2 separate regions of the Homo sapiens genome follow, and region 1 is linked to region 2. A link is a loop called in an ENCODE intact Hi-C map of the cell type or tissue named here. Cell type or tissue: endothelial cell of umbilical vein. All regions are shown on one strand. Links, peaks and the distances in the headings refer to the core of each region. The heading gives the core; the rest is flanking DNA.

What was found. A loop is a pair of places that touch in the nucleus more often than their neighbours do. Peaks named below come from ENCODE experiments on the same cell type or tissue, not always from the same donor. Only the 100,000 strongest peaks of a DNase experiment are listed, where the experiment ranks them.
Region 1: a loop joins it to region 2, with 3 times the contacts of the local background. A loop is called at or near these places in 11 of 110 quality-filtered maps.

The regions. Positions count from the first base shown.
Region 1 is chr1:147,760,856-147,777,328 of GRCh38, forward strand. All of the region lies in intron 1 of LOC102723321 (a long non-coding RNA gene), which reads left to right. It also overlaps a transcript of GJA5 not described here. Among named protein-coding and RNA genes, the nearest start is that of GJA5, 8.5 kb to the left of the region's middle. In endothelial cell of umbilical vein, for the core only: no CTCF peak of the experiment used is centred there; a DNase peak (open chromatin) is centred at 8,516; H3K27me3 peaks cover 1,166 bases.
Region 2 is chr1:147,813,209-147,829,681 of GRCh38, forward strand. No RefSeq gene overlaps it. Among named protein-coding and RNA genes, the nearest start is that of GJA5, 61 kb to the left of the region's middle. In endothelial cell of umbilical vein, for the core only: no CTCF peak of the experiment used is centred there; DNase peaks (open chromatin) are centred at 8,953 and 9,243.

The sequences.
Region 1 (16,473 bases), core at 4,199-12,198, 53 kb before region 2:
GAGAGCCTCACTCACAGTGCTCCCATCCCCCTGTGAACAAGAGGGAACCTCACTCACAGTGCTCCCATCCCCTGGTGAACAGGAGGGAGACTACTCACAGTGCTCCCATCCCCCGGTGAATAGGAGTGAGCCTCACTTAGCCCCACCGCTTCCTGCCTGTGGACAGAGTTGTATGAACCAAGATGTCTAAAGCTGTCCAGAGAATCTCAGAAATGTCAACCAGTGCCCTGAGGCCTCTGAAGCAACTCTTGAGGCTCCCTACCTCCAGAATTCTTACTTAGTGAATAACGAATGTTCTTACAGTTTAAGCCTCTAACCATTCCTAACCAACAGGATGACAAACGTCTCGGAGGGAATGGAGCATAAATATTCCTTTCTTAGAATCATAAACCTCAGATTTGGGTGGGTCCTTAGAGGTTTGTCAAATTCAAACTTTGACCGTCATATCTTTGCTGCCAACGTGCTCCTGGTTTCTGTCTGAACATTCTTCATGCTTATGGGGAAAGATGGGGTCAGGGTGGTGCATTTCATAGTCCAGGCTTCCTCAGCTCTTGAGTTGATTGTTGCCTTGACAGGGACCAACCTCCTGGCCCTGTATTCTCTCAGACCCCAGGTCCCCAAACTTGAGAGTATACAGTGTCCCTGGGAATGAGGGAGTTCCTGAGTGAGCGGAAAGCATCTTATCTCTGCTCCTCTCTATATCAAAGACCCATGCAGGTCTTGAGGCCTTTCCTGTCATTTGTGATCAGACATCTGCCCCATTTCCTTAGGTGGCGAAGCGCCCCCTCTTTCAGCCTCCAAATGTGGAAAATTGTGGAGCATGTGCTCAAAAGGAAAATGGCTGATTAGATAAGAGTTTGAATTGTCTGTCCTCTCTTCTGGGCACATGTACAGTGTTCAGCACCTTCAGGGTCAGCCACACACGTGCAGTGACTGAACTATGGTAAATGTCTGAGAAAAAGAGGGAGGGAGAGAAGGGGAGGAATAAAAAGAAGAGAAGAAAAGGGAAGGACAAGGGAGAGTTGGAAATGGAGAAAAAGACCATGTAGGGTTAAGAAAAGACAGATGCAGGAGTTAGCTTACTGAGGTTTGACAAATTTCTATTACCATCTGCTGGGCTTAGATAAATGATTCAATCTGTGTTCCACTTTCCTCACCTGCAAAATGGACATACTATTAACTCATAGAGTGCTATGAGATGATGCGTGCAAAGCACTTAACACAGTGTTCAGCAAATAAGAACTGAATAAAAGGTAGCCATTACTAGCAACAAGAGCAGTGGGGAAGGATGAGAGTAGAAGAAGGAGGGAAAAAGAGAAAGCAGAAAGTAGAGAAAGGTGCATTACAAAGGAGAAAAGAAATGGGAGCAAGAGTAGAAGGGGAGGAAATGAGAGGAAAATGGAAATAGAAAAAAAAAGAAACAAATGTCATATTCTTCCAGGATTTGGGGCAAGTTTTCCACACTCAGTCCCTGAAGACTTCTCCCTTGATCTTCTCACTCTGTCACTCATTCCTTGCAAGTCCCCAAGGAAGTATAAAAATAGTTCCAGGCAAAGAATGTGACCCTTTGGTCTAGTCTGCCAAGAGGCTTGACTGCTGACTCCTTCACTGCTGTCCAAGGAATTCCACCTGGAAGAGGTAAAGCACAGATACAAGAAAGGAACACCTTGGAAAACCAGAAAGGCAGTATTAGGAAGGATATCTTATTGGGAGGGAAAAAGAGAAACTATCTGAGGAGGTATAGGGGTGAGGCAGACCTCCTGGGCCCAGGCAGAGGAAATAGGGTGAAGGGTTTTTCATGTATGACTTCCTGCTGACGCTCAGGCAAGGTCAGAGAAACTTAAAATAGCTACCATGTACCAGATGCTCAGTTTATAATGTGAAAGGTCTCTGGCTGTAGTTACTTTTCCAGCTACGTTGGCTCCCTTTGGATACCCCATCTCAGCCAAAGAAATTTGTAGATTAGATACTCAGTGAGTTTACTGGGCGTATAGCATATAAAATACTTTGTAGATTATTATCTGCTTCTTGGCAGGAAGTGTATTAGGAGGGGCAAAGGAAGCTGCCCATGCCATGAATAAATGCTATCAAACACAATGGCAATTTACCTCACTGCTTTAGCAGTTATCCTCACTGGCTTCCTACCACTTAGAAAGTCCAAACTGCTTAACTTGCCATGTGAAACCCTGTACAGTCTTATGCTATCATTTTTCCACTTTTCCACTCACACACTCAATACTTAAGCTACACAATTTCACATGTACTTATGTGCATCTCACCATTTCTCACCCATTTATCTTGGCTTCTTATGTTCCCTCTGCCTAGAATGTCCTTTTTAAAATTCATTTAATACGTTTATTGAGTGGCTACAGGGTGCCAGCCATCATTCTGGACAATGAGGATACAGCAGGAAGGAGGGGAAACAAACAAGGGATTCCCTGACTTCACTGAGTGTAACTGCCTTTATACCCCTTTATTAACAGCAGACATTAAATACATGATTTCAGTAAAACACAATGTGTGTTAACATAAAGGAAGTATAAGGTGTCATGGGAATGTGGGGCAGGAGCCTGAATCTGGTTTTTGGGTTTTGGGGAGAGTCCTAGGGAATTGCGTTCTAAAGCCCTCTGCCACTGATACAAGTTCTGAAATCAGCAAGGCAAAAAGAGATGGTCCCTAGAACCTGGAAGAGAACCATCCCAACTCTAAAGGTTCTTCACTCCCAAACCTTCAACATCCTCTTTCAACTTGTCCTATCCTGAGATAAAGCAAATTTTGGAGGGGCCACTAGGAAACTTGTTTGGCAATAGCAACATGGTGCTTAGATAAGAGGAAGAGGGCCAGAGGAAGGATTTTGTGTATAGTGAGCATGAATCATTTTATGATTTTATTTCATGTACTGTATGGCCAATGACCAGAAATAAAGCTCAGGCACCTACATTCTGAATCCAGTGCTTCTTTTTTTCTTTTTTGAGATGAAGTCTCGCTTTGTCACCCAGGCTGGAGTGCAGTGGCACCATCTCAGCTCACTGCAACCTCTGCCTCCCAGTTTCAAGCAATTCTCCCTGCCTTAGCCTCTGGAGTAGCTGGGATTACAGGTGTGTGCCACCACACCTGGTTAGTTTTTGTATTTTTAGTAGAGAAGGGGTTTCACCATGTTGGCCAGGCTGGTCTCAAATTCCTGACCTCAGTTGATCCTCCCGCCTTGGCCTCCCAAAGTGCTGGGATTACAGGCATGACCCACCATGCCCGGCCCAGTGCTCCTTCTCGTGGTCCCCCTACACGGCCAGTGTTTTTCAAAGAAAATCATTTCAGAGCAACCCAGATTAATCATAAACTCATAGCCAGAACCTCTTCCTCTGACTCCGCAAATCTACAGCAAAATGGATAAGTCTTCTAAAATTGACCTCAGCCCTCTTTGGTGTCCCCTGAACTCCAGAAGACTGAGCATCTGGTACATGGTAGCAATTTTAATTACCATCCAGCATGGAGGATACATCCTCACACTTGGTTATATATTTCCTTAGACTTGTTTTCCAAACATTTGTCTATCAGCCAACCTGCAGATACTTTGCTGAGTCCCCTTTATGTGCCTACCACTGTTCTGAGTAATGAGAACAGTACCAAAGAGGTGCAAGGCCTGACACACACTGGGCACTCAATGGTGTCTATTAAATTAATAAAATCGGCCGGGTGTGGTAGCTCATGCCTGTAATTCCAGCACTTTGGAAGGCCGAGGCGGGCAGATCATCTGAGGTCAGGAGTTTAAGACCAGCCTGGCCAACATGGTGAAACCCCATCTCTAATAAAATTCAAAAATTAGCCCAGTGTGGTGGTGGGCACCTGTAATCCCAGCTACTCAGGAGGCTGAGGCAGGAGAGTTGCTTGAATCCGGGCGGTGGAGGTTGCAATGAGCTGAGATCACGTCAGTGCACTCCAGCCTAGGCAACAGAGTGAGACTCCGTCTCAAAAAAAAAAAAAAAAAAAATTAATAAAGTCAGGCATGATTCCTTCTGTCAAGTATTTAACAGCTTTTTCTCTCAAATGGGTAGTATGCTTCTCAAAGTTAAAAGCCCTGTCTTCTACTTTGCATTCTTATTGCATTAGGTTCTCTCATTTGGTACACAATAAATGCTTTCTTAATGATTGAAGAAAATGTTTGGCTAGCAGTAAGATTGCAAAGAGGTCCTAAGGAGGCTCAAGTCTTTCTTCTTAAGGTCAGCAGTAAAAATAAAACCTCACAATAAATAAATAAAAATAAAAGCTTACATACTGTTCAAAATGTGCTTCTACATTCTCTTGTTGGTTCCAAGAGAGCAGGATCATATTTGTTCTGTTCAAGACCGAATACCTTCAGAATGTTATAGACATTCAATTTTTATTGTTGAATGAATGAATCCTCATAACCACTCTGTGGGGTGATTGTTATTGCCTGTGTTTTGCAGAGGAGGAAACATATAAAAGTGATTCGTTCAAATAAACAATTAATGGGGGAAGAACCAGGGCTTCATTCCAGAGTTTCTGTTCAAGTCTGGTGCATGCCAGAAAGTTTCATTCCATCTCCCCTCCAAGAGTGGAGCTCATCAATTCTTAGACCTTCGAGAGGACTTCCCAGTGGAGATAACTCTGGTGTAGGAGTTAGGGGTATGTGATGTCTGTAGGGGTGTGGAGTGGATGGAGGAGTTGCAGAAGAGATGAGGGGATTTCAGACAAAGGCAAGACTGCATGAACAAATTCATTGAAATGAAAACCAGCATGGTTTTAGAGTACAATGAGCAGAGCATGGAAGGAGAGTCTGCATAGCAGGCAGGAGCAGATTGTGGAGGGCTTTAACAGCCATGCCTAGGAGTTTGGAGTCATTCTCAACCCACATGATAGGCCATGCTTAGTCCATTATTTGCTCCTGAGGGCCTAATCTGAAGCCTCCAAATGGGGTTGGGGATGTAAAGGACTGCACAATTAGTAATGTCCATGCTTGTAGCAGTCTTTTAGTAGTGGCTGCAGCATCAACTAGGTAGGCTGCAGATGACAGGTACCTCCCAGCACACTTGCTGTGACTGCACCCTCGTCTCTCCTGCTTAAGAAGGTATATTGCTAGTGAGTGAGGCCCTACCATAGGGATGCCTTGAAAATTCTCTTCTTTCTCTTGATTCCAGTTCTGTCCTGTGGAGTCACACATAATAGCCTTTCTAATATAGTATTTTACAATAATTTCTGTGTCCCCCAAGTCAGCAGCTGGGCCTTGGGCTGAACTGTAAAGCCTTGGAGGTCTCACACACCTGAGAATTAGTTGCTCTACAGGCCATGTATTCTCTCTCCCACTCAACCCTGAGCTCTTTGAAGACAAACTGCTTTTCTGTTCATCATTGTATTATCCTCCTGAAATTCCCTCCACCCCAAACCCCTTAGTGCTCAATACCACACCCTGCACAGTGTGGTATGTACTTTATAAAAACAACGATGGATGAATTGATAGCATTTAGGTCTCTCAAAACACCTAATGCCAAATTGATCAAGGCAATTATTTACCGGTTGCTGAAGAAAAGGATGAGAATGCACACAGAGGCCAAGCAACACGTTGGGGCCATGCTGCATGTCAGTGGAGGGGCCTGCCTGGGAAGCTGGCATAGGGACACCTGCCCAATGACGATGGTGACCAGAACACCAGGGAGATGGAAGCCACTGAGTGTTTCTTCTACCTGTGACAGAGCCGTTCTCTCAGCAGGAATGAATGTGTCTCAAGCAGAAATTCCATCACTGTGGACTACTCTCTCACTGCCTCCTCCCCTCATAGTACTGGGGAACTTATCCAAGCTTGTCAAAATTAGATGACAAGACCACTCCACAGAGTCTGAGTCTAATTCTGGACAACGACACATGTTCTGGACAGTATCTAACAGATCTCTGGTTCTCCATAAAGGTTGTTATTCATAGTAATAATAACAACCCCCTGGGCCCATGCTATAATTCCACTCACCATACAGTGGAATGTGGTGCAGGGCAGAGTTCATTTGCTTCCCAATTAAGAAAATTCTGTTGTGAAAGGACCCAAAGGGCCTCACTGAAAGGCTGCCTGAGAAATAGTATCATATCAGTGCAGTTTAGTTCAGAAAGTGCTTATCGAGCTCCTCTGCCATGTCAGACATCAAGGTAGCTTTATAAAGCAAAGCACCAAGCATAACCTTTATGTCAGAAGTCTTTTGTACCTTATTAATTTGTGTACATGTTTTCTGATTTCCTCTCACCCCAATAATTTCTCCTTAAAATGGGTATGTAGGGAGAATTGCATGAGAAAGTGGTCTTGATCCTCAGCTACTTCAGTAATCTTTGTTATCCTTTGATATTCCCAACTACGTCTTCTAGTTTACCCAGTTACACACACAAAAAAAGAATTTGGATCTAGGTGATAATAATAATAATGGAAATAAAATAACACTCACTGACACCTTTCTATGTGCCAGACACTCTATAAGTGTCTTTCCATATCTGTTTTCATTTGATTCTCACAACAGCCTGAGGAAGTGGGGACTATTCTTTTTTTTTTTTTCTTGAGACAGGGTCTCACTTTGTCACCCAGGCTGGAGTGCAGTGACACAATCACAGCTCACTGGAACCTTGACCTCCTGAACTCAGGTGATCCTCCCACCTCAGCCTCCCAAGTAGCCAGGACCACAGGCATGCACCACCATACCCAGCTAATTTTTGTTATTTTTTTTTTTTTTTTTAGAGATGGGGTTTTGTCCTGTTGCCCAGGCTGGTCTCAAACTCTTGGGCTCAGACGATCTACCCACTTCGGCCTCCCAAAGTGCTGGGATTACAGGCATGAGCCACCATGGCTGGCCTCTCATCTTTTGTTACAGGGCTCAGAGAGGGTAACTTGAGCAAGATCACACTGCTAGTAAGAGCTCCCAGCTCATCTGACAGCAGTGTCCCTGCCTTGACAACTGTGCTAAACTCTATCTAAATCACTTGAAGTTCCTTCTTTGGAAAATCCTAACCAGTCAAAGGCTGGCCACTTTTATATAAGATGATTGAAGCAGGAATGTTCATTGAGATCATTGTTCGGATAGGGAGTTGATTGTAGGTGACTGGTGCTAATTCTTACATTTAGGATTTTCATTCTTTTCCTGATTTACATTTGGGGTAACTACTTCAGCCTCAGGAGAAATGATCAGGCATGTGATGTAACTGTAGCTACTGAGCTGGGCAGTGTGGGCACCTTCCTCAGAATTAGAAGTCCACTGAGGGCCAGCATCCCTGAACCTTGTTCATTGTAGAGGGGAAAGGAAGATAGAGATAAGAGAGGAGAAGAGATGAGTGAGATGAAGTACTCACTTCAGTCTTCCTCTTACTCTGGCCAGTGGCACCAATGGCAGATAATTAATTCCTTTTTAAATTTAATTATTTTATTCTGGCAAGAACAGATGGGTCCACTCAGAGACACCCTGCTGGCAGACAGTTGTTTCAAAGCCAAGGAAGTAGAAGGGAGTAAAGTGCAGAAAGAGATTCGTGCTAGGATAAATAATTTTCTTAAACTGTTGGAAGAAAAAATATGAAAAGTGAAAGAAAGGGAGTAGTAAATGGAGATATTAAATGTCAACAAAATATTGGTAGGTCCTTATTAATTGCTCCAAGGGGGTAACTTAGTACCCATGCAATTAATTACTAATGAAAATTATAATACCCACATTTCTTTATTATTTTCCCCATTTGTCATAGATTTATAGTGCAGTAGAGCTGAACGGAATGTAGAGATCAATCAAACTCAACTCCTTATTTTTAAACAAGATGACAAGGGTCCAAGGAAGTAAAGTAAGAGTGATAACAACACTAACTTGAGTATTTCCCATGTGTGAAGCCCTTTATAACTATACTTTCTAACCCTCCCATTAACACTGCAAGGAAAGTAGTATTGCCCCATTTCACTGATGAAAAAACTGAGGCTCAGAGGCTAAGTACTTGTACTAAGTGCCACAACTGGCAAATGCTGCATAAAGGGTTTGAATCCAGCTAGCCTAACTCTAAAGCCCACATCCTCTCTACATCTCTGACAAGAGAAAGAAAACCAAGGACTAGGACTGATAGATGATGATAAGCCCGTGCCCAGAACTCCAGTCTCTTAACTCTCAGAGTTATCATCATCTATTTTTCCCACTTTACCTTGCCTCAGAAGAGACCCAGCGTTTTTCCTTTTAGCTTCTGCCTTACTGGCTGGCCATCCCTTACATATGCTGTTCCTAGAATTAATTATTACATTGGGGCCCTCAGCCCACAGTGGTCAGGATTCCCAGACTCTTCGGCCTCTGCCATCATTTGGCCAGAATTCACATATAGAAAGTTATTTCCTTTTTTAGCCAGCAAGTGTTCTTGGCTGCAGCAGTGTCTACTGCCCGGTTCTTGGCTGGCCAAACAGCAGGCTCTGGTGTTCCATTGATGTGAAATCATAACAAGAACAACAGAAACAGCAATTATTAGGCGGAGGAACTTCCGGTCTCTAAGGACTAGTAGGGCTAGGACCCTGCTTGCATCACTCTCTAGTAGTGTAACCCTAGGCAAGTCACTTATCCTCCCAATTTCTAACTCATCTAACAAATAGGAATGTTTATTCATGGGGATAACGTAATGTGTGGACATGTGGAGTCACCTAGAACAGTATCTGGCATATAGGCACTCAATGATATTAGTTCCTTGTTTTCTTTTCTGACATTTCCAGTAAAAACTCCTCTCAGACATGATCCAACTAGCCAACTTGATGCAGAATCTGATAGTGCTTCAGGCTGGTTAGTGACACAGCAAGGACCCTCATGTGGCACAGGTAAAAGAGGGTAACTGTCAGAGATGGGAAAAACACAGACAATGGAAAGTATAGGAATTTGTCTACAAATTAGTTATCTCACAAGGCATCCAGACCTCCTGGGTCAAGTCTGGAGAATCAGGGAGGTGTAGGGCCCAATCAAATTAAGCCACTCTCATTCCTGTTTCAAGTCCAGCATGCCTCCTAATGTGTCCTTAACTCAAGATTTTGGGCCTGGAGTTGGACTCCACATGGCTCCATATTATAAAATGTATGCCTCATGGGATGCCTCTCTTCTGAGAAGCTGCAGCACTTTTGAATCTGATCACCAAGCAGAAGGCACACTCACAATGAGAGGTTTGAAGCAGGCTCAGTTCTACTTGGAAGAGAAAGAGGGGGTTGTCTACTCTGTGATCTGAGGGTAAGGGACATCTTGATCCCTAGCCACCTCTGTCCTCTCCTGAGGTTCTGAATCATGGAGTTGCCAGGTTGGAGTAAGATTCGGGAAATCCCCTGTGAAAATGCAATGTTATCATTTCATGAAGAGAGGCTCTTTTCTGGTTCCAGCTGTTTCTTTGTGATCCTAGACAAGATATTTCCCCTCCCTGAGCCTCACTTTGCTCACATGTGAAACAAAAGTGTAGAGGCTCTTCCATCTCTAAGTTAGAACATCTGGGGAGTCTGTGACTTGCCCAGTTGTGATAGCATGGCAAGTTAGTGGCAAAGCCAAGAAACAAGTCCAGAGTTTCTGACTTCTAGCTTAGAGGACAGCAGAAGGAGTCCTAGAAAAAAAAAATCTGTGGTCATAAAAAACCAGCAATACCTCCTTGGAATTATATGTCGTAGGAAGCCTTTCTATTTGATAGCCATTTAAAATATTTAATCCTCATAAAACCTTATGAGGAAGATATTTATTAGCATCTTTGGCAGATGAAGAAACTGAGTGTAAGAGACATTAAATAATTTCCCCAAGATCACACAGCTAAAATCCTAGCCAAATGTGACTCCAAATGCCCAGGTTCTTCCTTCGGCCCTACCCCTCAATTAGATAAACTCTAAGGTCCCTCTGTGATTTTTTCAATACCTCTCATTCTGCGACCTCCTGACTCTCAGTGGACTGTTGAATACTAAATTTTACTTGCCCATTATTTACTAATATATCAGAAACAATTTATTCTCAAAGTGCATCAAGCTGGCATCACCAGGAGCCAGCAGCTTCCAACAATAGTAAGGAAGTCAGCTTCCTTTCCAGGAACCCTGAAGCTTTCCAGGAAAATGGTCATCTCTCCCCTTTGTCCAGCTCAACCCTTGAGCCCAGGTTGGTGCTTATGGGAGTTCATTCACACAGAGAGCTACTGGAATCCCCAGTAAGTGAGTCCTTCCCTAGGACGGGGGCAGAGCTTTGGCCTTGGGTCTCCCTGTCCCTGAAAACGGCAGGTCATCCAGTTCCTGTCCTGATTGATCCACATAGACAGGTCCCCTGTCCTAAGAGGTGGGGTCAGCCAGTACCTGAGAGACCAGGCGGCACTGTGGCAGTGCCCTCCACTGCCTGTGCCCCACGAACAGCCAGTGTAGACGATGAAGAGCAGGTGGGCAGGTGGGAGTCAATACCAAAAAATGGAATTGTAGAGACACTCAAGTGGAAGAATCAGGGAGACTCAGGGAGAGATGGAGGCTAGGAAAATCCAGCCGGGGGATGGACATTAGAAGAGCCCTCGGTATGAGTGAGCAGGGCAGGGTGCTCTCCCAACTCAATCAGCCCTGACTCACTGTGTCGTCTCCTACGAGTCATGCCCTTCTCTAGTCCTTGTTCTCCTTATTTGCCAAAGAAGGAGGCTGGTAATGGAAGAGACCTCTTTCAGTTCTAATGTTCTCAGACCTTAGGCAGTACTAGGAGAGGGGACAGGAGTGAGGCAGTTAAGATGTAAGAACAGTGACCAGCTTCAGGAGCCCAGCAAGCACACCTCTGGGGTTCCAAGGCAGAGACAAAGCAGGGCAGCCTGATTCTGTGACTGCTGTGGCTCTGTGAACGTCACATGTGTGGGTGAAGGATGCTCAGAGAGTGTTGGGTTGGAAGCCACAGAATCCCCTCCTGGTACTCTCTGCTCTGCAGACTGTGGTCATTGGGACTCCTCACTGGCAGGTGCTGAGTGAGGAAAAGGCTTGGAGGGACAGCCAGGGGAGCAGGCTCCAAACAGCTCTGCCGCCGGGCAACTTGGCAGGAAGGTGGAAAGTTCAGAGCTGTCCCTAGAGAGCAGTGAATCAAGGACTGGGCTGGGCTTGGCTGTGACTCTGGGGACAGTGGGTGGAGGGGATGGAGGCTGCTTGGCCTGCTGATGTAAAAGTCAGGTTAGAAGGCCTCTAAATACCAGCTGGTGTCCCCAGCCATGAGCCACAGCACCAGGCAGTCAGAGGCGCTGCACCTCCACACGCTCCCCTTGGTCTCTTCTCTCCTTCAGTTTTGCTGGTTCCAGGTCTTCTGACTCCCTGTTCGGTGCTCTTTGCACTGCCCTGCCTCCCCACGCAGCCAGCTGGACCTCTTTGCACCAGAGCCTTTTTCCAGAAACAGCAGCCCCAGTGATTTGCTGGGGAGTGAGAACAAGGAATCCCTCTATTATAATGGAATACTGCGAGGGAGAATAAGGAAAAAACTGAGCAACAGAGCAGGATGAGAAATTCTTGTGTTGCGCCTCCCTTTTTCAGTGGTTCTGAGTTGCCTTTGAGCCTATGGAATCACAGCCTTACACACCGTTACTGCTGAATGGAACCAGAGGGAACCTTCTACTTCAAATTCCCCATTTTATAGATGAGGAAACCGAGGCCCAGCATGGGGATGTGTCTGCTACAAGGCCTCCCAGCCCCTGAGTTTGGGCTCTTTCACTGCATGCTCAGAAGAAAGGTCCAGGAAGAAACTAACAGAATCTTTCTACCCCATGGCCTCCTACTTCACACCACAAGTGGAAAGGAGACCTTCAGTGGGTGCTTTCCTGGCCTTCCTCGCTGGTTTCACATGCCTCTTTCCTCCGGCTGCAAGTGGCAGCCTGGATCTCTCACATGTGGCCACTGCACAGCGGGGACATGATACTCTGCAGGAAACTAAGCAGGGAATATTTTTAAACCATCCAACATGCCTTAGGGAGAAAAAAAAAAAAAAAAGCAAAACACTCCCCTAGATGCTGCTAAAGGCATTTTGAAAAAGATTCCATGCCTAGCAGAAGCATCGTAAAACAGTGTTGGTTTTATTTTTAAAGGGCCAATTCCCTCTAAGAAAAGTTCTTGGGAATGGACTGGTGACCCACTTCTAAGATGCCCCCAGAGGACTGAACTCCACAAAAGTAGGCTGGAACCCCAAGGGCCCTCCACTCGCAATTCTTCATCTCCCTCTAAATCAAGGAAGTAATTTATCTGCTGCTTCGCTAAACCTTCCTTTTTAATATATCCATACCTCACTATCACAGGAAATAGCGGGAGGGGTAAGGAATAAACTCACAGGTAGAAAGAAAGAGCTTTGTTTTTATCCAGCCTAGAATCCAAGCTCCCTTCCTCTGGCTACTTCATATCCACTTGTAGCTTTAGCTGTTCAAATTCAAGTCTACTCTTACCTGCTTCTTTTCCTCCTCCCTGGACTTTCCTTCCGTGGGCTTCTTCACACTCTGGCTGCTTCTTCTCCAACTGCCCACGCTTTTTGCTCTTGAGCCTGTCAGTTGTTCCTCTTCCACCCTCTTTTTAATCGTATCTGTCGCCTTCCCTCCTCCCACTTCTTCCTACTCTTTCTCTCTCCACCCCTTTTCCCCTCTGAATCCCTCCCTCCCCTCTCTCTCTTTTGTGCTCTTAGAGTCTTTGCTCTAAAAGTCTTCTTCCCTCCACCTCCTCGTAGCCTCAGCTCACTGTGCTCCCCTTCTCTGGCCCCCAAGGAGGCAGAGCCCCCTCCTCCCTGCAGCCCTCCCCCTGTCTGTCTGCCTGTTGTCCTTGTCCTCACAGCAGTCCTCCACATTGCCTCTCCCCCGGGCCGCTGGTGCACCACCTCCCTAAGTCTCTTCCTGCCCACCCCTCTGCTGCGTCGCCTCAGACTTCCCAGGCCATGGCTTTCCTGGAGCATCAGCAGGAAAATTGGCACTGCCCAAGAGATCCCTCTTCCCATCCTTTTCCCGTCATCAGAAAAAAGAGGGTGTTCACTCACATAACAAGCCTTTTTTGGGATTTCCACTATGCCCACACCAATGAACTAAGCATAAGCCAGCACAGGAAAACACGGTCTCACAAGTCACAACCATCCAGCGCCCAGAATAGGCACCAGGACTAACCTGAAAGGAAAGAAATGCTAACCTCCCAGCTCCAAAAGTGTAGGGCATTCCTCACTCCCAGAATCATACTCTCTCCCCTTCTCCTCTAAAGAGAGGCGAGCACCTTCTACGCATCAGGCACTGGGCTAGAGACTTCATATATATATATATATTGCCTATTTTTATCTTAATCATTCTATTTTCCAATTCTATAAGGTAGACCTTTTCTGCATTTTACATTTGAGGAAATTGAGGTTCACAGAAATTAAGTAACATGATTATGGCGACCCAGTTTGTAAAGTAAGTGGTAGAATCAGGATTAGAAGTTTTCACCAATGCCAACATTTATCTTATTGCTCCTTCCGTGAAAGCAAACAGGTCTCCCAACTGGAATTGAACTGATGAAAGTAAGGTTGGCTCTTGTTAGATCACATGCCACAGGTGACCAAATTCAGAAACTGTGGGGGTATCTCTTCCCTCAAACCCTCCCATTCTCCAACTTCTCCCCCAGACTCCTCAACTTAAACACTTAGCCGTGGACCCAGTTGGAATGAGGTAAGTGTCAACAACAGAGGTTACTATGAGTGGACTGAAATCAGACAAAACAATGACTAAGAGCCCACAGATTATGAGAACTAAAGAAAATTTCAGTGATCATCTGGAACAGCCAGGGAAACTGAGGCCCAGAGAAAAGGCCACTTGTCAATGTCATATACAGTAGTATGTGGCAGAGGCAGGGCAGGAAGCCGGAATGGTCCCTTTGCTCCACATCATCACCTGAAACATGCCTTTCCCGCAAAGCACCGGTCACAAGCATTCCAAGATTCTGCAAAGATGTTTCCTTAATGGGCTATATTTTTCATGGGTGAATGAGCTTAGGATCAGCAAGAGGGAAAAGAGCAAGGGGCTGAATTTCCAGTTTCAAGGGAGGCAACAGCCCTGGTGAAAGGAAATGCAGGATTCTTGATTCCTTGGCCAGAGTTTACCCCACTTTTATGCAGCATCAGAGCAGATTCTGGGGCCAGCCTGACTGGGTTTGAATCCCGGCTCCGCCACTTACTAGCTGTGTGACATTGGGCAAGTTAACCTCTATGCATCTCAGTTTCCTCAACTCTAAATTGGGAATATTATCTACTTCACAGGGCTGTCATGAGGACTAACGAGTATGTGAAAAGCACATAGAATGGTTGGGAACATGGAGGTACTGTAGATGTGGCTGCAAAATAATAATACAATATACAATACAATGCAATGCAATACAATACAATACAATGCAATGCAATGCAATGCAATGCAATGCAATGCAATGCAATGCAATGCAATGCAATGCAATGCAATGCAATACAATACACAACCTCCTCCCTGCCTGTACTTGCCATGGCTGTACCAAAGTCCTGTGATGGAATTTAGCATGTGAAACCAATAGCAAGCCCTGCTTCTCCAAAACAGAGATGAGTTTCACACTGTGACTTTGCCCCTACATCCCAGCCTCTCTACAAGAGCAGGGGACACCTAGGAACACCTTATTATCTCCATCCAGGAGGTAGCCAGTTAAAGAACCCATAAAGTCTCAGCTGGGAGATAGTCTGAAAGTGGGAAAGGTTTAGTGGAATGTACACTCCTAGATCACTGGGCTGCCAGAGGAGAGATGATCTCGGGCAGGCCTGGAGATTACAGGAAAATGCCGTTTTCCTCTGAATGTGCAGAAGGGAAGAGCTGCCCAGATACAGACACACTCATGACCCTGGAGGGAGAGCAGGGTATACAAGGTAAATTTTCCCTTCGTGCTTGGCTGACAGAGAACTAAAGCAGTGAAGAAACTGGATGGCTTGCTAGAAAAGTCCAGGAAGTTCGCCTCAGGGCTGGGAGAAGGCTGAGGTCTCTGACTGTGATCATCCCAAGTCAATGAGGTCAAACAACTCTCCACCCGGGGACCATTCATCATGGCATCCAGGACAGCTACGTTGCTTCAGCAAGGGCTTCACAAATGTGGTTTATTCCGCACCTGGCTCAGGCAATGACTAACAAAAGTTGAAAGAAAAAAAAAAAGTCATTTGGGCTGTGGATGTGAGGTGATTCTCTAAAGGGGCTTAACCTGGCAATCACCACATAGCTAAGAAGGACCCCGTAAGCAGATATTCAATGCACCAGAGAAAAGGACAGGACGAGGGCCAAGGGTGGGAACTGAGGTTCTCCCATGCCCTCCCCTTCTTCCTCATATTTCACACAAGAAACGGTCTTAGAAAGAAGTATCAAAGTCTGTGTTCCACGCATTACAAAATATGGAGGACTCGGGATTTAGAGAGGAAGCCCAAATCCAGTCAAAGAATTAGTAAATCATACCTGTAAGGAAAAGCTGTAGAGGTGGGATTGCAAAATAAACTTTATTCAACATTTATTACATGCCAGGCATTGTACTAGGCACATTTCACATTCTTTTACTTTGAGATAAAAAGACAGAAAAATGACGTTATAAAGCCTTTCTCACTATAATCAGTGTCTTATCTCAACAGGAATCATTGGCTACTCCTATGGGCCCAGCCTATTCTATGTGAGAAACAAGGGCTCTCCCTGTCCACAAGGAGCTGACATTCTAGTTGTAGAAAAGAGCTATTGAGACAAAACAATTAGTATAAAGGGTAGTATCCTATATGTATGTGTGTCAGTGATGGTATAATGAAGTGCTAAATTATGTGAGAAAAAATCATTTGGGAAACAGCTTCGTACAGAGTGATCTCTTTGTTGTGCTATAATGAAGGGGAAGAAAAAGCAACATTTTTTATATTTAAATTAAATTTATTTATTTTAATTTCAGCTTTTATTTTTGATTCAGGGGGTACCTGTGCAGGTTTGTTACCTGGGCATATTGCAGGATGCTAAGGTTTGGAATACAATTGATCCTGTCACCCAGGTAGTGGGCGGGTAGTACCTGATGGTTTTTCAACTTTTGCCTCTCTCCTTCCCTCCTCCTTCTATACAATAGACACTACTACTCCCTAGTGTCTATTGTTGCCATCTTTATGTCCATGAGTACCCAGTGTTTAACTCCCACTTAGAAGTCAGAACACGGGGTATTTTGTTTTCTGTTCCCGTATTAATTTGCTTAGGACGATGGCCTCCAGCTGCATCCATGTTGCTGCAATAGCCATGATTTTGTTCTTTTTAATGGCTGTGAGGAACATTTATTGAAGGCCTTCAGTGTACCAGGTATTTTCACCTCACAACACTGTGAGATAGATAGTATGTTATTATTTCCATTTCATGGAAAAGAAAATTCAGGCTCAGAGAAGTGAAGTAACTTTCCCAAGATCACTCAATAAGTACAGAAAAGGTTCACCTGGTGCGAAAGATTAGGCACTTTCTCCCCATGGCTGTAGAAGAAATTCTCATGAAACC
Region 2 (16,473 bases), core at 4,832-12,831:
TCAAGGAAATGGATGTGATATTATAAATAAAATAAAAATCTAACATAACCCAAATGTCAGTTTCAGGCACCCTGCCACTTGAGATTCAGATAAGATTGGCTCGAATCTCCATTCCACATCCTGTGGAAAGTTTAATGCCCTCCCCAAGATGTCTGCATTCTCTCAGAGCAGTTACTTTTTTGTGGCCTCCTCTGGTTCTGGAATTAGTTCTGTTGTTAGTGATCTCACCTTCCAGTGCGTGTAGCCCTCTTACCCAGTCCCTTGAGTGACAGTCCCTTGAAACCCAGTCCCTTTCCTTGATTTACTTATACACACATACATAGACACACACACACTACAATTTTACAAGGCCTTTGCTGACATTTTGAGAAAAATGAAGAAGGGAGGATTTACCCAGAAGCAATGGAAACAAATCAAAATTTAATATTAAAAAGTCTGTGTTCTTAACAGATTATTTCTTCCCTAACAGGAATTCTGATGCCAGCTACTAAGATAATAGTTGAGTTTTTATTTTTAATTATTATTCTGCTTCACCAAGAAATGTTACAGAAGAAGAGTGGCAGCTATAAATGACAGAGTAGGAGGTGGAGGACTAAGTGCAGAGGAGGAATGAAAGAAAGGAAACAAAAAAGAGGGTGTGGAGATGATTTTGAGGTTTAAAACATTGTCAAAGGAATGAAGAAAAACAGAAGTTAAGGAAATTCAACCAAGTCACATTGCACTGACTTGTATTTACTAAACTGATGTTTTGAAATTCAGGTCTGAGGCTGGTAGGAGGAAGGAGTTTGGAGAAAGGAGCCATGTAGAATGACACATGGAGGTTAGACCTCCAGCCAGAGAGGAACATGAAGCATCTGAATTCTAGCCTGAATATGCTCCTAACTTGCAGTATAATCTTATTTAACTCACTTCCTTTTCTGGAACACTCAGTTTCTTATCCGTACAGCAAGAAAGTCAGATTAGTGACCCTTTGCCATAAATTCCATCATCATCTGTTTATTTTTATTGTCTTTCTAAACTTATTATTAATAGCTGAAGGAGCCACAGGAAAGAGTTCAATAATTGTGAGTGGAGGGCAAGAGGGATATCAAAACTTCTGAAAATGAGTGGGATTGGAGATGTTAGACTAGTTGACTAGGACATTAGCTAAAATGTTGTACAGTTATTCTAATAGAGTTGTATTTTAATAGAGAAAGAAGATCTTTAGCAGAAACACATACTAACTGTTCTGAGACTCAGCTCTCCAAGAAGGCCTGGTAGGTGGGCCCACACCAACATGAACATTCCTCTCTGTTATTCTGGTGTCTCCTATCCCAACTTTGGACATAGTATCTAGAAAAGAAAAATACGCCCACTAAATTCTGTCTTGATAAACCTACCTTCCAAAGAAGAAGTGTTTCTCAAAGTGTGCGCAGTTGGTCCTAAAGATGCTCTGAAAATAAATGAAAAACAAAGGGGAACCCTTGTGGGAAACCAGCATATGCACCCCCCAACATGTGACTGTAGGAGACCAGAATATGTTACCCCAAAATATGACTATGGGGAACATAATATGCACCCCAAAGTATGACTATGGCAGAAAAGAATATCTACCCCCAAATATGCCTTTTTGGCATAAGGATTATTTTGAGCTGATTATTTTGAGAAACTTCAGACACAGGAGAAATTCTGAAAACAGAGTAGAAGTTACCCTTTTGTAAGGGAAATTTATACCCATAAGCCTCCATTTGTAAGGGCATCTTTCTCTCAGTATAAGGAAGAGAAGGCTGACTAAATAACAAGAGACTTATCAATGGAGAAGACACTGACTTTAATCTGCATAACCAATCTTACCCTTGTTTCCCATGCTTCTCCTGGGCATCTCCTCATAACCAGCCTTTCCCACACCTTTCTTTCTTTGTCTTAACAGATAATGGTATTTAAGTCTGTTCTGAGATTAACTCATTTCTCTGGGTATCTCCCAGAGATATACATGAGGTATACATGTTACTAAACTTCTGTTTCTTTTTCTTTTATTATTCTGTCTTTTTTTTTTTTTACAGGAGTCTTTCTTATCTAAAAACTATGAAGGATAGAGAGAAAAACATTTCCCCCCCACAACATGTACTTGCTTTGAGTCTTGCTGAACTTCCCACACATTCTGTGCTCATGGGACATTGTAGATGTTATATGTAAATAGGGTAACAGAAGGGCAGAGACACATATTCTCTCTGTTCGTGGACCTGCTCCGTTTTCCCATCAGATTCCACTTATCAAACAAAAGTTCAAAGATAAGATTAGGAATAATTTCAAGATGGTGAGAGCAGTGTACTAAGCCAAGTAAAGGGGTCTTCTGAGCACAGGGTCCTATGTGACTGCACATGTCTCTGCCCATGGAGCCAGCCCTGGAAAAGGGTTCATCAATCACATAAATGTCTCTCCCTCTGCTGGCCATTATTGTGCTGTATTTGGGAGATATGGCAGCCATCTTCCGACCACGAGGGGAACTAGCCTGAGGACACATCTGACATAAGGGAAGAAAGAAAGAATGGTGTCTCAGTTCATTTTGTGCTGCTGTAACAGAATATCAATTTGTGGGTAATTTATAAGGAACAGAAACTTCTTTCTCACAATTCTGAGGCTGAGAAGTCCAAGAGCAAGAGGGTAGCATCAGGCATGGACCTTCTTGCAGAGTTATCCCATGGCAGAAGGCAGAAGGGCAAGAGAGGGTGAGAGAGGGCAAAAGAGGGTGAGAGAGGGCAAGAGAGGGCTAAACCACTTTTATTATAACAACGCACACTCTCCATAACGAACCCACTCCCACAATAATGACATAAATCCGTGTGTAAGGGCAGAGCCCTCACGACCTAATCACCTTTTAAAAGTCTCACCTCTCAAAAGTCCCACCTCCCAACACTATTGCATTGGGGATTAAGTTTCTAACACATGAACTTTGGGGGACACATTTGAACCATAGCATTCTTCCCCTAACCCCCAAAATTCATGTCCTTCTCACATGCAAAATACATTTATTTCATCCCAATATCCCCAAAGTCTTAACTCATTCCAGCATCACCTCAAAAGTCTGAAGTCCAGAGTTTCATCTAAACTGATTATCAGTGAGACTGAAGGCAGAATTCATCCCAAAGCAAATTCTTCCAGCTGTGAGCCTGTGAAATTAAACATATTGTCTACTTCCGATATACAATGGTGGGACAAGCATATAATAAACATTCCCATTCCAAAAGGGAGAAATAGGCAAGAAGAAAGGAGTAACTGGTCCTAACTAACTATAAAACCCAACAGGGAAAGCAACAGTATGTCTTAAAGCTGGAGAATAATCTCCTTTGACTCCAAATCCTGAATCCTGGGCACACCTGGGTGGAGGTTAAGCCCCCATGGCCCAGGCAGCCCTACCCCCACAACTTTGCTGGGCTCAGCCAAGCTTCATCTCTCTCAAGCTGGAGTCTGGTATCTGCGGCAATCCCAGCCTAGATTACACTAAAGCACCCAGGCAGTGATATTCTGTTATGGCAGCACAAAATGAACTGAGACACCAATTTTGGAGTCTTGGTGGTGGTCTTGTTCCCTCAGCTCCAGTAGATATTTCCATAGTGGGAGTTTTCTGCGGTGGCCTCATTCCCATGGCTTCACTAGTCATTGCCTAGGTAGGGATTCTCTGTGGCAGCTTCACTCCTGCAGCAAGTTTCTGCCTGAGCCCCCAGGCTGTCCACAACACCCTTTGAAATCTCAGTGGAGGCCGCCATGGCCCCACAGCTCATGCACTCTTTGTGTCTGCAGAGTTAGCACCACATGGACAACACCAAGGCTTACAGCTTGCACTCTCTGGAGCTGGGGCACGAACCACATCTGGGCCTACATTCACCAAGGCTAGAGTGACCAAGGAGCACTGTGCCAGAATGTGGGGAGCAGAATCCCAAGGCAACCCTGAGCAGAGAGCTCATGGAGGGCACTCAAGGCTCATCCCCCCAAATCATTCTGCCCTCTTAGAGTTTTGGGCCTGTGATGGAAGAGGCAGCCTTGAAGATCTCTGAAATACCTTTGGGGTCATTCTCCCATTGTCTCAATGAATAGCATCTGGATTCCTTCCATCTGTAATCATCTCCTTATTAAATAGTTGCTTGTCTGCATCCTTGGTGTCCTCTCATAAACATGCTTCTTTGCCAGGCACGGTGGCTCACGCCTGTAATCCCAGCACTTTGGGAGGCCGAGCCGGGCGGATCACAAGGTCAGGAGATCGAGACCATCCTGGCTAACACAGTGAAACCCCATCTGTACTAAAAATACAAAAAATTAGCCAGGTGTGGTGGTGGGCGCCTGTAGTCCCAGCTACTCAGGAGGCTGAGCCAGGAGAATGGTGTGAACCCAGGAGGCAGAGGTTGCAGTGAGTTGAGATCGTGCCACTGCACTCCAGCCTGGGTGACAGAGTGAGACTCTGTCTCAAAAAAAAAAAAAAAAAAAAAAAAGGCTTCTTTATTCTTTACATGGACAGAAAACATTTTTCTAAATTTTTATATTCTGCTTCCTTTCTGATCATAAATTCAATCTTTAAACTATTTGTCTCATTTTTCATTTTACTGCAAGGGGCCAAAAGAAGCTATGCAGCACCTTTGGTGCTTTGGTGCTTAGAGATTTCTTCTGTAAGATATCCTAGTTTATTGCTCTTAAATTCTGCCTTCCATAAAGCCCTTGGGCATGGATAAATTCAGCCAAATTGTTTGTCATTCTGTAACAAGGATGACCTCTACTCCAGTTTCCAATAACTTGTCTCTCATTTCTGTCTGAGACCTCATCAAAATGGCCTTTACTGTCCATATTTCTACCAACATTCAGATCATGACCACTTAAGTAATCCCTAAGAAGACAGGCTCTCCCTACAGCTCTTGTCTTCTTCATAGCTCCCACCAGAATCACCCTTAACGCTCAAGTTATGACAATATCGGCTTTTTCTAGCCTGTTCCTCCAAATTCTTCCAGCCTCTACCCATTACTCAGTTCCAAAGTCACTTTGACATTTTTAGGTATTTGTTATAGCAACAGCCCCACTGCTTGGTACCAATTTTGTGTCTTATTTCATTTTGTGCTGCTATAACAGAATCCTACAGTCTGAGTAATTTATAATGAACAGAAATTTATTTCTCACAGTTCTGAAGACTGAGAAGTCTGAGATCAAGGGGCCGCGTCTGGCAAGGCAAGAGAGAACAAGAGAGGGCTGAACTTGCTTTTATAACAACCCACTCTGTCAATAACAAACCTACTCCTACAATAATGACAAAAATCCATTCATGAGGGCAGAGGCCTCTTGACCTAGTCACCTCTTAAAGGTTCCACCTCTAAACATTATTGCATTGGGGATTAAGTTTCCAACACATGAACTTTGGGGATACCTTGAAATCATAGCAGAAGTGTCTTTGGAGAGGTTATTGAGTCTCTAAATTAATCAGTTCCCCTAGCCACTTTGAGTTGAGTTTTCTCTTATTTGTAGCTGAAAGCATCCAAATTTGGCCCCAACCCAGAAATCTATATTTTTAACTAGCTCCCTGGGTGACTCTGATGCAGGTAGTCTAGAAACCATATTTTGAGAAACTCAGCTCTAAAATGATGGCAAACATCTCAGCTGTATCAGAAAAACCATGTTTCCACGAGATGGATCACCTCGATTGATTCAAGTGGGTGCCTCAAATGCACAGTTCTTACTTGCTTTGACCATCAATACTGCCTTTGTACAAAGTTCCACGTACCCTCTACACTTAAGAATTTCTTTTTTAAAAGTTATCTGTGATTGCTTAACATCCTGGGAACTAAATAGCTGAAAATCTTGGTTTTATATCTATTTTCTTCATGTTATCCCTCCAGGGTGATATGGGAAGATTTATTGACTTCCTTAGTACCTCATGGAGAAACTGCATGGTGTAAAATGTTTTTAGAGTCTCAGGATTCTCCAGGGGCTCACCCAATCACTCAATACCCATGCATTGATCTAAATAAAGAATAGCGGCGGCGGCTGCTATTCTTGCAAAGTAGGGTCACAGTGCCTAACTTCCCCTCCTGAGAAAACAGGGGCCCAGTTCTGACCTGCACTGTCCTCATAGAGCTTAGATCGGGCAAGGGAACAGAAGCAGCTGCAGCAGGGAGTATGGAGTAACTGGGGAAGAGAAATCATTCAGGGCTAAAATAGCGCCTGAAACTCAAAGACAGTCCAATTCAAGTGCCCAATTCACAGTGATCCGAAAAGAAAGACCAGGCCAAGGAAAAGAACAGGTCGTAACCTGGGTCAGTAAGACAGAGAGAGAGAGAGAAAGAGAGAAAGACAAAGAGAGAGAACTGGAAGTTGAGAGGGATACAACCAGTTTCCCTTTAGGGGTGCCTGTGGCTTTCCATGGAAGAGAAAGAACTATTGACGACATTAAGTTGGTTTGTTGTGGAGAAAAACACCACAAACTTCTTAGTACAGATTGAGTAATCCTAATCCAAAACTGAAATTCGAAATGTTCCAAAATCTAAAACTTTTTGATTGTCAACATGGTGCTTCAAGAAAATGCTCATTGGAGCATTTCAGACTTTTAATTTTCAGATTAGGGATGCTCAACTGGTAAGTATAATGCGAACATTCCAAAATTCAAAGAGACCTGAAATCCAAAGCACTTTTGGTCACAAGCACTTCGAATAAGGGATACTTAACCTGTATATGCATTTGTCTCTCAGCAAATTGGTAACAAGTAGAGGCTCAAATCTCCGACACAGTATATTATAGATGGCACTTTTGCTGCAAGGGGCAGAAAGAAGGGATAAAAAATTATTTTAAAGCTGTACATAGTCCTCCATAATGCACTGTCTTACATTATTTTCTTACTGCATCATGGAGAAGAATCGTCTGCATCTCTCAAGGGGATTATAGCTCCCTGAAGGCAAGGACCATGTTTTATACTTGTATCACCACTTTATGGTGAATTTACATCTCCACAAGTTGAACTGAATTGATTTGAGCTATACCATTTCCCAAAGGAGTCATTTGATTTAGAAAGCAATAAATGAAACAAGGGCCGTCCCTCTGTAGAGGAAAGCCAACAGGCACTTCCATAGACATTGTATCAGGAAGTGGGAGAACTGATTTCATCCCACCCAAATGCCATATTTTAGGCCATTATCCTTTTGTAATGAAAATGGGTGGGAATATATTAATATTTCTCCTCTTCCTCCTCTATCTTCTTAGTCTTGTCTCAAAAAGTCTCTCTTGAAACTCCTCCTTCCATAAGGCCTGCATTTCCGCCACTGGAGACTTGTTCCTTTGAATTAAGTATAGCCCTCTTGAGCCCAAAGTTTTAAAATGTAAATACCTCTGGGAAAAGAAACACATTACATCTCTATTACTTTTATATAAATGCATTTAACCCAGGCTCTTCTCCTCGTAGAAAGGACTAGGCTCCTCCGGGGGCTAAGAATGATGAAAAGGGAGGAAAGCAATGATGCCCAGAGAAGAACAGATGTATGGGGCAGGGAAAAATGGTGCTCAGGTAAAAGTCAGCCTCTGTCCCAATCTCACTGAGGTCTGGCCCTGAATAAAACCAATAATAATAATCACAGTAGCTTTTATAGCTCATTATGTGAGACTCATTTCTTCGTGGTAAAACTCCTTTACAAAGCTCATTACAAATAACTCCTTACACAGGGCTATTATCCCTTTGTAATTAAAACAATATATTGCATCCTCCACTTGGGATTCCTGTGAAACAGCATGGATAATACACAATGGCACTCTGAAAGCTTTTATTTAGTTCCTCTTGAGTCAAAGCAGAAGCTTCCAGGAAAGATTTATCAGCTAATTCCAGAGAGTTATCTCAAATAACTCACATGCAAGATATGGGAACCGTGGGGGAGATTCAAAGCTCCCTTTAGGGTGTGAAGAAGGTGCAAATGTAAGATCATCTCCAAAGCTCTCATGAAGCCAATGACGTATCACCTGTGGATTTACTGGGGAAAGAGTGAGAATTGTGGCGTGAGCAGAGAATGAGGGCTTATCTCTTCTAAGCAAGCTAATCTTTCCCTGACATCTTTCTTTTTGCACTAGAAAAATGTATTTTTTAATAGGTATGCTTTGTATAAAAGAAATTTTGAACTTTTGAAATCCACTGTTTGTTCTTTTCAAAGGGTACTAATAGTGGGCCTCAGTGACTTTATCTATAACTTGGATTAATAATGCCCACCTCAGAGGGCAGAAGTGAGGATCAAATGAAGTTGCATGTGAAGCACCTGGTCAGAGCCAGGCACAAGGGAGAGGCTCCATGGATATTTGTTAGGTCCCTTTCCAACTTCTCTCAACCTGACTGTAATCCCAGAACTTGCTCTGGGAAGCCACTGTGTCAAAACTCCTAGATCCCATTTCTAACTTCTACTCTCCCCTAAACTACATTGCTGACAAGGAGCTGCCTCTTCTAGGTACAACAAGAAAGGATTTTGATTTCCTAACTCTCCCATAACCAAATTTTCCAAAACCAAAGACTGGAATGCATGGCCTCACCATACGGATGGGTTTTTTTCTTTTCAGATATGTTAATTTATTTATGTGACAAGTCCTTCAAAGGCAAAATAATTAAGATACATTCAGTTATGTATGTAAAGAACTATCTTTTTAAAGAATGAAATTACATCAAAAGAAAGAAAACTCAGCAAAAAGTCCTGGATAATTTGACATTGGGACTGTTGGAAACAGCATAGTCATCACAGACACCTTCTTCATTCGCTGATCACTAAGGGTTTTTAGAGTTGTTGCCAACAATGTTAAGTCCCATTCGGTCATGGGCTGACCTTTCTTTGCCAAGTAGCCTGGAACATTTTAGTCCTTTGTTGCATGTGTTGCCATTTCCTCAGACCCACAGATCTTATGACACACACTCTGGGTGTTGCTGAGCTGAGATGCCTGGAAAGTGGTCAGTATGTCCAAGTGATGTGAATGGAGGGAGAATCCTCCAAAAATAGAAACATAAACAGATGCAAGGTTGAGAAATAAGTCAAATTGCCATATCATTATTTTGTTTGGGGTAGTTTAATGCTGTGGCTCATTTTTATCTCATTTCTTACATCCTTTAGCCAAAGCAGAAAGACTGGTTATCCCCATTCCCCTCTGCCCTACCTTCCTACCATCTCAGAGACAGGCTGCTTGAGGGCAAGGACTGTGCCTTCCAATAAACAATTCAACTAGCAGATGTTCATTGAGTGAGTCACAGTTAATTACTTAATAAATCTGACATTGAAGTCCAGACTGTGTGACCTGAACAATTGTTTCCCTTTAGTTAACACCATTCTTCATAGAGCTAATAAATCCACTGAGAATTCTCTAGAGCTTCCCCTTCTTCCACAAATGGAATGGCTCCAGCTTGACCAGGCTAAGAAGCACAGTGACACCCATCTTAGCTGGCTTAATTCTCAAATTCTCAATTGCTGGATAAGTCTTATCTATAGCCACGGCCAGCCCTTGACAAACTGTAAGTCTAGCAAAATTGCGTGTCTCAAACACATGTGTGTTTTTTTTTTTTTTCCTCCTACATCTCCTCCCCATCACTGGCTTCCCTCTTCCCCTACTTCCATTTTCATCACTGCAGGGCCCAAGCTCTTACCTGTCTTTATCAGAATTAACTCTTAGGGGGATAAGAATGGTATGGAAAATATACATCAGTTAGCATCAGTTAAAGAGGCCAGTCAATTCCTGCCTCTGAATACTATATTCCAGCCCTTCAATTAACCATTTCCCTCTTTTTAGCCCTGCTCCATTTCTCAGATCCATCCTGAGAGGCTGAAAGTATGTTTGCACAAGCACGAGCTTTGGAGTCTAGCTATGTGACGTTGAACAAGTCATATCATCTTGCAGTAAAATGGGAACAATAAATACCTACCTCTTGGGGTTATTGTGAGGAGTGAGATAATATGTATAAAGAGCTTAGTACCAGACCTGAAACATAGTAAGTACTCAATAAATGGTTGCTGTTATTATTACACTTCCCACCCCAATCTGGTACTTAATTTTGATCACTCTCTCCATATACCTGCATGTCTTTGAGGTCAGGATCTTAACTAATCTATCTTTGACCCCCTGTACAGTGCCCCATGTCTAGCAAAAGGTAGATGCTTAGTAAATGCTGAGTGAAGGAACAGGACCAACACTGCCTTAGATAGAGTGGGGCTGACTCCTGGGCTCCTGAATTGTTCCCTGAGTTGTAGCTCCTCTTGAATTGGGCTTCTGATTAAGCTTTATTCTAGTTTCCCAGTTCTCCAGAGAGGACTAAACATTTTCTGCACCTGGGACACTGGATTCCTGTCCCTGAGTCACATTTCAGGCTGGGGCTAAAGCCCAGGAATAATCCCAGGCATCGATTCTCTGCCCCAGGTTCTACATGGTCCAACTGCTGAGGAATAGCTTGAAGTTCAATACTCTTCATCTCCATCAGCGCTTCTCCCACCTATGTGGACAACTGCCATTTTCTAAACCTTACATAAAACATGAATAGAAGTTTTTTGTTGTTGTTTTGTTTTTTGACATGGAGTCTTGCTCTGTCACCCAGGCTGGAGTGCAGTGGTACAATCTCAGCTCTCTGCAACCTCTGCCCACCGGGTTCAAGCGATTCTCCTGCCTCAGTCTCCCTCTAGGACTACAGGTGTGCACCACCATACCCGGCTAATTTTTATATTTTTTAGTAGAGACAAGGTTTCACTATGTTGGCCAGGCTGGTCTCGAACTCCTGACCTCAGGTGATCCACCTGCCTCGGCCTCCCAGAGTGATGGGATTACCAGGCATGAGCCACCACGCCTGGCCTAAAAGTTTATTTTTAAAGTACTGCTTTGTTGATTGATCTATGCTGTACAATCTAAGTAAAAACAGAGTGCTTGCTATGCAAAAGCAGCTTCAAGACAAGAATCCTAACACCCACTCTGTCTTTGTCTTTTTGGGCTGCTATAACAAAATGCCATTGATTGCATGGCTTATACACAATAAAAATTTATTTCTTACAGTTCTGGAGGCTGAGGTCCAACATCAAGGCACCAGCAGAGTCAGTGTCTAGTGAGAGCTTCTTTCTGTTTCCTTCTAACTGTATTCTCACATGGCAGGCAGTCCAAGGCAACTCTCTAGGGCCTCTTTCATAAGAATATTAATGCAATTCATGAGGGCTCCATCTTCATGACCTAATCACCTCCCAAAGCCCCAACTCCTCATACCGGCACATTGGTGATTAGATTTCAACATGAGTTTAGGGAGTATATAAACATTCAGACCACAGCACCCGCCAATCTGATTCTTGTCCCTAAGTGCTACCCCAGTATGGAAATTCTAGAGCCACCACTAACCCTGTCCCCTGGTCACTGATAGATGACTTCTGCTAAACTTGGAAACTTGGGCTAAACTTGGGCTGGGGCAGCTGCCCAAGCACTGCCCTGCTCTAAGGCTGGAAAGATGGAGGGGATGTTCTTTTTTTTCATCCACCCATGGGAAAACCACCCTAGCCTTGGATCTTGCTTCCCTAGACCTGCTATTGAACCCTGGTCACTCTCATCTTCCCAGGCCTTGTCCAGTGTATAAAGGAGTGAGTGAAAACAACTGTGAAGGGTCTCCCAGCCTGATTGATGTATTCCTATACCAATGGCCCCTTCCAGGTAGTGGATTTAACTCAGCCAGAAATGGCCTTCTCAAAGCCAAAAAAGCCTCTTCCAGGCAGATGGAGGTCTACCTCAGCGTGACATCTGACACTCCCTTTCCTGCAGTGCAGCTCTCATTGCCTGAAACGCCCTCCCTGAGTCAGTCACCCTGCATCACTTGCCTCAGCACTCAGGGCTCTGCACACGTGCTGTAGGCATTTCATCTATTTTAATAATAAAACAAAAATGACCTCAGCATAGGGACAACAGCAACCAGTCAATGGCTGCAAAATCATTCCTACAATTTCATATTAACATTCTGTCATCAGTGACGGGAATGATGAAGACATTCATTAAAAAAAAAAAAAAAAAGGACAGACTTAGCCCTGGGAAGATGGATAATTATCTCTGCTAATTACTATTGCCCAGCCCAGAAGGCCTTGCCCCCACCTGCATGCCCATCAATTAAAGTCTTACTCATCCTTGAAGGCCCAACTCAAATGCCACTTTCTCCAAGAAGCCTTTCCTAGTCCTCCAGTTAGAATTAATTGTCCCCTGCTCAATGTTCCTGTGATGTTTATTGTATAATATTCCCATGTCATTATATTAAAATGTTATCTATTTATTACATAATATATATTATGCAGTATTCCTATATCATTATTATAAAAATGGTACCATAAAGGTATATGGAAGATGATTAGCACTCTGAGCAGCCTATAACTCAGCCTCAATAAAAAAGAACTATTTTAAGATTATGAATAACTTCATATCTGCCCCACAGGTCAGGCTCTAAAGGTACATAGTTAGAAAGAAACTAACTTCTTTGACATTGTGAATCACAAAATCTAGCTGTTCTAAAAACAAACCTGAAAGAAAATGTAGGTATGAGCCATACCCCACGTTCCTTCATCTGCTGGGATAAACACTTCACTTTGTCCAAAAGATGTCAAGTCTCAGAATGAAACAGGCCCTACTAACCTAACCAGCACATCACACCACATAAGACACACAAAATCCCCTTTCCATCATTCCAGCTATGCTCAAACTCACTTCCACCTGAGGCTACTCACTAAACTTTTAAGCAACTATAGCAACAAGCATCATAAAAATAGCTATCCCATATTGAGTCTCTACAAGTAGTAGACCATATGCTAGATTATTTAATATCTCAGTTAATCCTCATGAAAACAAAAGGGTCAGTTTCTCAGAGTCACAGCTCCTAAGTAGCATATTGGAGATTCAAATAAAGATCTAGCTCCAAAGCCTATGCTCTTACCATTAGGTATTCCTGCTTCCTTAGTCACCGGAAAAGTTTCCTAAATTTTGTAATTTAGGTGGAAGCTGCAAATTTCACCCATGGTTGTGAGTTTTCCTCTTGGAGACCATCAAAACATATCTAATTCCCCTTCTACTTTACCAGCCTGCAAATAATTAAAAAGAGGTGGTGTGACTCCAAGACCTCTTATCTCTGGGCTAGACATCCTTCAGCTGTTGTCCCTCTTATAAAATGGCTTCAGATCACATCATGGTCTGGCCCCCATCTCTTTTTTTATTATTGTTATTTTTCCATAAATTATTTTTAATTTATGGAATTACAATTCTATAATTTATAATATTCCATAAATTATAATTCCAAATTTAATTTATGGAATTTTAATTCTTAAAAAATAAATTATATTTATTTTTCCATAAATTATTGGGGTACAGGTGGTATTTGGTTACATGAGTAAGTTCTTTAGTGGTGATTTGGTGCACCCATCACCCAAGCAGCATACACTGCACCTTATTTGTAGTCTTATCCCTCACCCTCTTCCCACGCTTCCCCCAAGTCCCCAAAGTCCATTGTATCATTCTTATGCCTTTGCATCCTCATAGCTTAGCTTCTACATATCAGTGAGAACATATGATGTTCGGTTTTCCATTCCTGAGTTACTTCTATTAGAATAATAATCTCCGATCTCATCCAGGTCGCTGCAAATGCTAATTCATTCCTTTTTATGGCTGAGTAGTATTCCATCGTATAAATATACCATGGTTTATTCATCCACTCATTCATTGATGGGCATTTGGGTTGCTTCCACGATTTTGCAGTTGTGAATTGTGCTGCTATAAACATGTGTGTGCAAATATCTTTTTCATATCATGACTTCTTAACCTCTGGGTAGATACTCAGTAGTGGGATTGCTGGATCAAATGGTAGTTCTACTTTTAGTTTTTTAAGGAACCTCCACACTGTTTTCCATCACACTGTTTTCCATGGCGGCTGTACTAGTTTACATTCCCACCAGCAGCGTAGAAGAGTTCCCTGATCACCGCATCCATGCTAACATCTACTGTTTTATTATTTTTTTATTATGGTCATTCTTGCAGGAGTAAGGTGGGATCGCATTGTGGTTTTAATTTGTATTTCCCTGATCATTAGTGATGTTGAGCATTTCTTCATATGTCTGTTGGCCATTTGTATATCTTCATTTGAGAATTGTCTATTCATGTCCTTAGCCCACTTTTTGATGGGATTGTTTGTTTTTTTTTCTCGCTGATTTGTTTTTGTTGTATATTCTGGATATTAGTCCTTTGTCAGATTTATAGATTATGAAGATTTTCTCCTACTCTGTGGGTTGTCCGTTTACTCTGCTGACTGTTCCTTTTGCCATGCAAAAGCTCTTTAGTTTAATTAGGTCCCCACTATTTAAATTTGTTTTTGTTGCATTTGCTTTTGAGTTCTTGGTCATGAAATCCTTGCTTAAGCCAGTGTCTAGAAGGGTTTTTCCAATGTTATCTTCTAGAATTTTTATAGTTTCAGGTCTTTGATTTAAGTCCTTAATCCACCTTGAGTTGATATTTGTATGGGGTGAGAGATGAGGATCCAGTTTCATTCTCCTACATGTGGCTAGCCAATTATCCCAGCACCATTTGGTGAAAACGGTGTCCTTTCCTTAACTTTATGCTTTAAGATCAGTTGGATGTAAGTATTTGGGTTTATTTCTGGGTTCTCTATTCTGTTCCACTGGTCTATGTGCCTATTTTTATACCACCACCACGCTGTTTTGGTGACTAGGTGACTATGGCCTTATAGTATAGTTTGAAATCAGGTAGTGTGATGCCTCCAGATTTGTTCTTTTTGCTTTGACCATGAGGGCTCTTTTTTGGCTCCATATGAATTTTAAAATTTTTTTTCTAATTCTGAAAAGAATGATGGTGGTATTTTATGGGGATTGCATTGAATTTGTAGATTGCTTTTGGCAGTATGGTCATTTTCACAATATTGATTCTACCCATCCATGAACAGGGGATGTGTTTCCATTTGTTTGTGTCGTTTATGATTTCTTTCAACAGTGTTTTGTAGTTTTCCTTGTAGAGGGTTTTTGACCCCTTGGTTGGGTATATTCCTAAGGTGTTTGTTTGTTTGTTTGTTTGTTTTGCAGCTATTGTAAAAGGGGTTGAGTTCTTTATTTGATTCTCTGCTGGGTCACTGTTAGTGTATAGAAGAGCTACTGATTTGTGTACATTAATCTTGTATCCAGAAACTTTGCTGAATTCTTTTATCAGTTCAGGAGCTTTCTGGAGGAGTCTTTAGGATTTTCAAGGTAAACTATCATATCATCAGAAAACAATAAACGTTTGACTTCCTCTTTACCTATTTGGATGCCCTTTGTTTCTTTTTCTTGTCTGATCGCTCTGGCTAGGACTTCCAGTACTATGTTGAAGAGGAGTGATGACAGTGGGCATCCTTGTATTGTTCCCATTCTAAGAAGAAATGCTTTCAACTTTTCCCCATTCAGTATGATGTTGGCTGTGGGTTTGTCATAGATGGCTTTTATTACATTAAGGTATGTCCCTTGTTTTCCAATTTTGCTTAGGGTTTTAATCATACAGGGATGCTGGATTTTGTCAAATGCTTTTTCTGCATCTATTGAGATGATCATATGATTTTGTTTTTTAATTCTGTTTATGTGGTGTATCACATTTATTGACTTGCATATGTTAAACCATCCCTGCATCCCTGGTATAAAACCCACTTGATCATGGTGGATTATCTTTTGATATATTGTTGGATTTGGTTAGCTAGTATTTTGTTAAGAATTTTAGCATCAGTCGGGCGTGGTGGCTCATGCCTGTAATCCCAGCACTTTGGGAGGCTGAGGTGGGCAGATCATGAGGTCAGCAGATCAAGACCATCCTGGTTAACACGGTGAAACCCTGTCTCTACAAAAAATACAAAAAATTAGCCGGGCTTGGCGAGCGCTTGTAGTCCCAGCTACTCAGGAGGCAGAGGCAGGAGAATGGCGTGAACCCGGGAGGCAGAGCTTGCAATGAGCCGAGACCGCACCACTGCACTCCATCCAGCCTGGGCGACAGAGTGAGACTCCGTTTCAAAAAAAAAAAAAAAAAGAATTTTAGCATCTATGTTCCTCAGGGATATCAGTCTGTAGTTTTCTTTTTTGGTTATGTCCTTTCCTGGTTTTGGTATTAGGGTGATGCTGGCTTCACAAAATGAATTCGGGAGGGTTCCTTCTTTCTCTATCTTGTGGAATAGTGTCAAAAGGATTGGTACCAATTCTTCTTTGAATGTCTGGTATAATTCTGCTGTGAATCCAGCTAGTCCTGGACTTTTTTTGCTTGGTAATTTTTTAATTACCATTTCAATCTTGCTGCTTATTATTGGTCTGTTCAGGGTATCTAATTCTTCCTGATTTAAGCTAGGAAGGTTGCATTTTTCCAGGAATTTATCCATCTCTTCTAGGTTTTCTAGTTTATGTGCATAAAGGTGTTCATAGTAGCCTTGAATAATCTTTTGTATTTCAGTTGTAATATCTCCTGTTTTGTTTCTCAGTGAGGTTATTT